Linked DNA regions of Mus musculus: regions 1 and 2 are each linked to region 3. Evidence: chromatin loops called from intact Hi-C (ENCODE). Cell type or tissue: left cerebral cortex. All regions are shown on one strand. Region 1 overlaps Gm31415 (a long non-coding RNA gene). Region 2 has its middle 140 kb from the start of Slc7a11. Region 3 overlaps Slc7a11 (solute carrier family 7 (cationic amino acid transporter, y+ system), member 11).

What was found. A loop is a pair of places that touch in the nucleus more often than their neighbours do. Peaks named below come from ENCODE experiments on the same cell type or tissue, not always from the same donor. Only the 100,000 strongest peaks of a DNase experiment are listed, where the experiment ranks them.
Region 1: a loop joins it to region 3, with 4 times the contacts of the local background. A loop is called at or near these places in 6 of 42 quality-filtered maps.
Region 2: it touches region 3 in a loop (7-fold over the local background); 17 of 42 quality-filtered maps call a loop at or near these places.

The regions. Positions count from the first base shown.
Region 1 is chr3:49,092,799-49,095,298 of GRCm38, forward strand. The region is part of intron 2 of Gm31415 (a long non-coding RNA gene); the gene reads left to right. Among named protein-coding and RNA genes, the nearest start is that of Gm31415, 32 kb to the left of the region's middle. In left cerebral cortex, a CTCF peak has its summit at 1,197; DNase peaks (open chromatin) are centred at 1,248 and 1,698; H3K4me3 peaks cover 456 bases.
Region 2 is chr3:50,300,020-50,302,519 of GRCm38, forward strand. No RefSeq gene overlaps it. Among named protein-coding and RNA genes, the nearest start is that of Slc7a11, 140 kb to the right of the region's middle. In left cerebral cortex, a CTCF peak has its summit at 1,120 (motif pointing left); DNase peaks (open chromatin) are centred at 240 and 1,101.
Region 3 is chr3:50,380,425-50,382,924 of GRCm38, forward strand. It overlaps Slc7a11 (solute carrier family 7 (cationic amino acid transporter, y+ system), member 11), which reads right to left. Exons shown (of 12, transcript NM_011990.2): 8 at 1,451-1,554; 9 at 548-644. Among named protein-coding and RNA genes, the nearest start is that of Slc7a11, 62 kb to the right of the region's middle. In left cerebral cortex, a CTCF peak has its summit at 1,287 (motif pointing left); DNase peaks (open chromatin) are centred at 1,291, 2,013 and 2,469; H3K4me3 peaks cover 977 bases; H3K27ac peaks cover 792 bases.

The DNA.
Region 1 (2,500 bases), 1.3 Mb before region 3:
ACTGTAATGGTAAATTTGATGTGTGTACTTGTGTGTGCTATGACACTCACTTAATGGTCAATCCCAATCTTAATATTGCTGTGAAGGCATCCTTTATTAATTAATTTTACTGTGGTAGGGATCAAACCCTGATCCTTTGTGGGCCTTGTATAAACAAATCTTCTACCCCTGAGCTACACACGTAGACCAAGTGTGCCTCTCAGAGGGGTAAACATGAAATAAGACATATTACCTCCTAACATGAGGATGCACTTAGTCTAATTGATTGAGGACTTTAAAAGGTACCTTAGCGCTTTGACTAGAGCCTCAGCATTAAGTATTCCCTGATGTCTTCATCCTTTCAGTCTCTCTGGAATATTCTGAACTTATGAACCCCATAACATCCATCATAAATTACTTCTTTTCAGCCTGCATTATGTCTTTCTGTACGTATATGCATGTATATGTCCACACATACACCTATATCCCCACACAATCCTACACACTTACATTATCTTTGTTTAGAGAACGTAATTACCAAGGACGAGTTCATGCATGTACACAAGTTGGTCAGACTGTGGTCATAGTGGTATTTAAGAAAGCATAATTGTTTAAATTATCTCTTTCATTGTAGCAGCAAATATTGGAAATTCATAACTTTATTGTACCAGGCACAAAATAGTACAAATGATACAAATATGGTTGTAACATATGCTTATAACATTGCAAAGGATACTCTATGGATTTTAGCGCATTTTCATATGATTATTAATGAACATTTAAAGGAGGCTGCAGCCACAGTCAAAGGTTTGAAAAGGAGAAATTAAATTTAAATTTAAAAAGAAGAATCTTAGTGTAACACCAGCTATATTTTAAACAAGACGTAATGTATGCCTTGGAAGAAGGTAAACCCCCACTCTATTTTTTTCAAGGTAAATATTCTGTACACATTGATAATTTATATTTTTGGCCTGAACAGCTGTTGTTTAATCATTGTTTTTGCAGTAGTGCAAATGCAAAACATATTTTACCTTAATTAACTCATTAAGAGGAAAATAGCCAAAAACATCAGGCTTCTGAGAACACTGATTCTAAGCACATCACCAGGAATAGAATAGTACCTTGTTCTCTTTACAGCTGTGTTATAGCTCCCCGAATAATTCAATTAAAGGACGGCACCGAAGCACAGCAATACATGCAGTTCTGCGATCCAGTCTCTAGAGGGCTCTGCACATCACTTTTTCAGTCAGCCTGATTGCAGCAAACTAAACCTAAAGCAGATAGATACTCTGCAGCCAGTAAATGCAGCAGCCACTGTGCAGGGAGCTCAGAGAAACCCTTCTTTAAAAATTTTGTCTCATTTGCATACGTGTTTTAAGAAGCAAAACGTAAGTGCTTAGGTAGAGCCAACAGATAAAGGAAATAAAAAGGTCCATTTTTTACGTGTACGTGGAAGATCTTTCCTTCCTCTGATTTTCTCTCTGTCTCTGACCAACACTATGTGTGCTACACTGTTTCCTACATGCATCTGGTATTTGTAATTCTGCCAGAATTATTTATGATAGACGATGTTTAATTCAAGACAACAAATATTTCATTGATTTTTTTTTTAAACATTTCAGGATGAAAAGACAGATAAATGCCAGTGCTGTCATTCAGAAGGAACTTGTCTGGAATGCAGGATACACGCTGATTCATAATCTCCCAGTGTTCAGCTCCCACGGGCATTCTCACATGTAATCAAGTTGCTATACATCCTGAGAATATGACTCACAGAAAAAAGTCATTCTTCACTCAGGCTTAAATCTTGATGCTGACAAAGAAAACACAACCTTGTCTGGGAGACTGCAGTATCTATGAGATTTAACTGAATATACATCAAAATGGATGCCCCTCTCCTACTCAGAATTCTCAGTGAAAACAAGTCATGCTCTATTGTGGAAATTTCAAACCAAATACTTCTCATGCTCAAATAGAGCAAACTAGATGTTGATCAGTTTTGGGCATATAGCCTCTCAGGCTAGGGCAAAGTTCTCACCAGGTTCTGTGCTACTTGGCAATGTACCACTAGATATTTATCATGGAGTTACTAATGTAGAATAATACAGAATCTGTGATTAAATATTCCTTTGGTTAGTAGAGCTAGAGTCTCTGATAAGCTATCTGCTAAGAATAGGACATATACCAACGTATGGAATTCTGTACACCTAGGTGGTTCGATACATCATTAATGTACCACGATAGTGATATAGTTATAGGTAAAGGAAAATGAGGAATATTCTTCAATGTTGAATGATTTTTTAAAGGATCAAAGCAGTCTATGCTCAAGCAGACTATGTCCAGACCCTTGAAACATATAGTCCAACATTCTTCATGCCAAACTGACCTAAAACCTTACAGAGGCATTACCATTAAGCAACCATGTTACCTAGTTTCAGGTCCTGAAGTAGAAGATGTCAAAGCTAAATGACTCAGTACATTGCTTTTCTGTTTGTTTGCTTTATTTTGTTTTGTTTTGCTT
Region 2 (2,500 bases), 80 kb before region 3:
AAAAGAGAAACACTTAAAAAGGAAAACGCAGGCATTTGCAGCTGGAAGCTTGGAACGAAAGACCGACTCCTCTCACAGAAACAAAGACGTGCACCTGCCTCTCACCACCTTCTTTCTCTCAGCTGCTCAGATGCACAGGCCGTTGTGGGTTTTTTATCTTTCCGTAATTGCGTTGCTGCTTCAGCCAGGACGCTGTGGCATTTGGCCAAGGTTTCCCTGCATGGTTGCATTTTCTACAGAGATAAAGAAGGAAGAAGAACAGTGTTTAAAGCAACCCCTTCTTCATGGTGGTGTATGGTAGGGAGAACCGTGCTCCTGGTGCCCCAGCGAGTTGCCCACTGCCCTCCACCTCCCCGGCTTCCGCACTCAAAGGACAAGGGGGAAGCAAAGAGCTGTTAGTGATTTTTCAGTTTTTGTTTCTTCGTTGGCATAAGAGTGCATGGTAGTCCAGTTTGCTTGTTTCATTTTTCAGTGGTTTGATGGTTGCGCAGTCACCTAACAAAAGAAGCAACCAAGGGCTGAAGGAATCAAAGAAAGGAAGGGCCGGCTGGCCTGGCCTTTCTCTTTGGCTGGAAACTGCTTGAAGTTAATTGCTCACATAAGAAGAATAACTGCCGGTGCTATAATTGAATTTTTATGGAAATAAACAGGTGGCAGATTTACTATAGCTGTGGGGATGGTGGGGGGTGAGACGCTGTAGCTAACATTAACCTGTTTAATTTAATAGCCTGGATACTCATACAGGGGGGAAAGCAATGCAGCTCATGGAGTCAGTTGGATGCCAAATGTAAATAACTACAGTTACCCAAGCATGCCCATGTGGTTGAGCAAGAAAGGGCACTGGGCCAGCTTTGACTTAATTTCTGAATGTGTTAATTAACCTACTAGAAGTATGAAAACTCTTAACTCATGAAGAACCAACCTCCCCCCCCCCCAAAAAAAAAAGATCAGGATAAAGAAACACGAAAAAAAGAGAAAAATAGGATGACAATTGACAAAGACTCTGCTGACATGAATAGCAAGACCTAAGTTCTTGCTTTGTGGGGACTTGCATTACTGAAGGAGACTGCGCTGGGAGATGAGTGAAAAGCTAGCTCTGCGCTATGCTGCCCCCAAGTGGTCTAGTTTGGGAAATGCATATTTTTATTCTGAGGGAAAAAAATGTGTGTCTGCTTTTGACTTATTTATGGTCTTGATGTGTACTTTTAAGCCAATCAATAAAAAGTGGTTGTATTTAAACTTTCGAAGACTTTATTTCAACAAGAAACCAACATGTTAAACTCTCTGTACCTGTATTTTATTCATTTTTTTCTTTAAGAATGAAAGTGCATTTTAATGAAAATGAAGTCTCCTATGAAACAAAACCAGTCACCACGGGATATATCAGGAGACGGAATCCACTGTCACCTTCCCCCCGGATCCTGGTGGAATAAATTCCCAGGTGAGGCAGTTAGCAAAGCAATTTTCCCGTACTGAAGATTACACACAGAAAAGTAGACATGAGGCTGAAGTGGAGATTGTCAACGTGAAAAACAAGAAATAATTTGCATGTTATTTGACTCACCTGATTGAATACCTGAGATTTTAGGAGGCAGGGGACTCATCCTAGCACAATTGAGTTTGGGTTGTTTGGAGATTTGTGAGATGTTCTGTTTGTTTTGTTTTGATTACCATAAATTGAGCTATTAAATGAAAACTCCTGAACTGTGTTCTCCTTTCTTTTTTTTTTAATTCGTTTTTTTTAATTAGGTATTTTCTTCATTTACATTTCAAATGCTATCCCAAAAGTCCCCCAGACCCTCCCCCACCCACCCACTCCCCTACCCACCCACTCCCACTTCTTGGCCCTAGTGTCCCCCTGTACTGAGGCATATAAAGTTTGAAAGACCAAGGGGCCTCTCTTCCCAATGATCTAATGGCCTTGTTTCGTCTTTAAGCCCATTATGTTCTGCGAATATTTTCTACATGTGTCTTTCCTAAAGAACGTTGGCTGACCCACTGCAGCCGGCTGATCTATCAACTGCCTTTGCTCTGCATCACAAGATTTATTTCTGTGTAGAGACTGCAATAACTTATTAATGTACCTGGTAAACCCATTTATGGACCAGTAACTCCACATTCATTTCATCATTTAACATCCCCACCCTCCACTCTTACATGAAAGATTGCTCAACATCCTCACAGAAACTTTCACGTTCCTTAAATACAGGACCAAGAACATTGGTTCTCGTTTTTTATTTAATAGATGATAGATAGATGATATAAATACATACATGGATACATAGATAGATACATAGATAGGCACACAGATAGATGATAGATGGATGTGGATAGATAGATAATGATGATGTTAATGATCATGATGATAGATACATACACACATGATAGATGACAGATTAAAAGAGAAGTGATATATGTATAATAGGTAGATGATAGAAAATAGATATGTAGATGAGTAGATGCATGATAGATGATATAGTTTAGATAGAAAATGATAGAT
Region 3 (2,500 bases):
TCCCACATTTCACAAATATTGTCCCCATCCTAGAGAATTCCACAGTTTGCATTTAGGGGTTTTCTTTCTTCTAAGGTTTGCTCTCACAGGTCTCAGTTACTCTTGGAGAACCATTTCTCTGCTTGGTGTTTTATCATCTATGCTTTGAATTACGTTGTATGGCAGGAGCCAGGAGGAGACAATGGATAATTTTTGCACAGTCTGCTTTCAGCTGAACTCTGAGTCTGGAGTTTAGATTGTAACCTTGTGGGTTTTTCTTTTTCTTTCCTTTGAGGTTCTCGGCCAAGGAGAGAAACCACAGCCTTCATTTCCCTTCACACCTTACAAATTTCTGCAAAGGTGAAACGGAACTAAGGTGGGTCATATCCCAGGGCATCCAATACACATCAAAAGCACGCCATGGAAGCAAGCCATTGCAACATCTCTGGCCTCCCAGAAAATGATACATGGAGCACCAACTGAGTGGTGAATCGGGATGTCAGGTTTATTCCCTCCTTCCTAACCGTTTTGTGAGGTTGTATCTACATTACTTGTTAATATGCATTACCAAAACAATAACAGCTGGCAGAGGAGTGTGCTTGTGGACATGAATCATAGAGAGGATTTCCGGAAGGTGCCCTTCTCGAGATGCGACGTAGAATAACCTGCGGGGAGAAAAACGGTGAAGTTGACTATAGAATCAATCATTCAAATGGGTAACATTCTTAAATCCCCGAAGCAATATGGACGAATCTTCCTCATGCTAGGCATCTTGACATTTCTTATCTGGTCATTTGAGTTGTGCTTTGGAAACAAAGGGCAGATTTCATCATAAGTCTCTTTTCAGGACATACAGTGTCTGGGAAATATCTTATATCACTCCGAGGAAAAACAATAGCAATATTGCACTGAGTGGAGTTCTCCCTATACTTGAGTAGCTGCTGGCAAATTCAGTGCTAGATTGCTAGTGTCAGTCCAAGCTAGCACTCATTCAGTGCACAGGTACACACATGTACATGCATGTTGTGTTAACATTTCTCTAATTTAAACTGTAACATAGACCAAAAAAAAAAAAAAAAAAAAAAAGATTTTTTTGTGCCATCTAACTAAGGAAAAAAAATGGTTACCGATGGTGGAGTGGTGATTTCTGCTTTCAATTTTACTCTTTTTCGTGGCACCTTCAGGAAAACAAAAGACTTTATCGCTAGAAATAAAGGCCGTTATAAGACCCTGTAGACTCACTCTTTTTAAAAATGCAGCATGCCTGGCTCAGAGTGGGCTATGTGTAGACACGCAGCGCCCTCTACTGGACAGAATGAAACCTGCTTCACTGGAATCTACGAGGAACTCGCATATCCCTTTAAAAACAACAGGTTCGGAGGAACTATTGCTTTTCTCTTTAAAAGTTATCCTTATCACATCCAATCTCTAAAACAAAAATGTGTTTCTGAAAATACATGAACTCCCTCACCTGGAGACAGCGAACACACCACCGTTCATGGAGCCGAAGCAGGAGAGGGCAACAAAGATCGGGACTGCTAATGAGAATTTTCCCAGCAGCCGCTCAGAGAAGGTCTGAGGAAGGAAAGAACGGAACAAATTAATGCTTTCCCCGAAAGTGGAATAAAATGAAACAATTTAGGCCAAACTTGCTCTTTGACTTTCTATTAGCCTGGTGCTACGTGAATGTTTTATAATCCTTCTTTTTCGTTAGGGTCAAACTGACTCCACAAGACAATCACCAGCAGCGGGTACCACGGCATTCCTTGTCTCAGACCTGTGGGCAAAGGTCTAAGCAGTCGCCTTCTCTGTCCCTCCAAAGCAACGATCCGTTTACTGACTCTTTATCAACTATCGCCTCCGATAAGAGGAAGGGGCTCAGTTCGGAAATTCTACATTTAGAGACAGAAATTGTTCTGCACAATCCCAGAAAGCCACCTTTGTATGAAGAGGTATAGATACACACTGGCGAGTGTTTCGGGTACTTGTTTCACATACCAACCTCAGTTCGGGAGGATAAATCAAAACAATAGACAAGTTGACCATTTCATCACAGGAGTGAGCCACTCTGGAGGTTCTTTACCGGGTAAGCCCTACCAGCTGAACCTGTTTATGGAGTCAGCCCTCCCCCACCCTAGGAGGCCATCATTTCCTTCCAGGGTTTCCTGTAAAAGGCTAGAACAAAATTCCAATCCTGACAAGCGACAGAAACTATAAATAAATGAAATAAATGGTAGACAAAGTTCTAAGCTTTCCTCCTAGGCTGTCATGGGGGTAGTCTTGCACATTTGTATAAAGGATGCTGTTTGTTGTTGTTGTTGTTGTTAATATAAGATTTTTTTTTCATTGTCCTTGATGCAGCTGGTGTTATGCAATTAGCAGACCCCATTATGCTTTCCACAAATTAGTGCTGCCCTTTGCCTAGAAACGTGAGGCAACCGACCAGACACCGGAAGCTTTGTCCATTTCACTGCCTGACAGCACTGCAGTGGACAAAGCCCTCAGACACTGGTTCACAGGA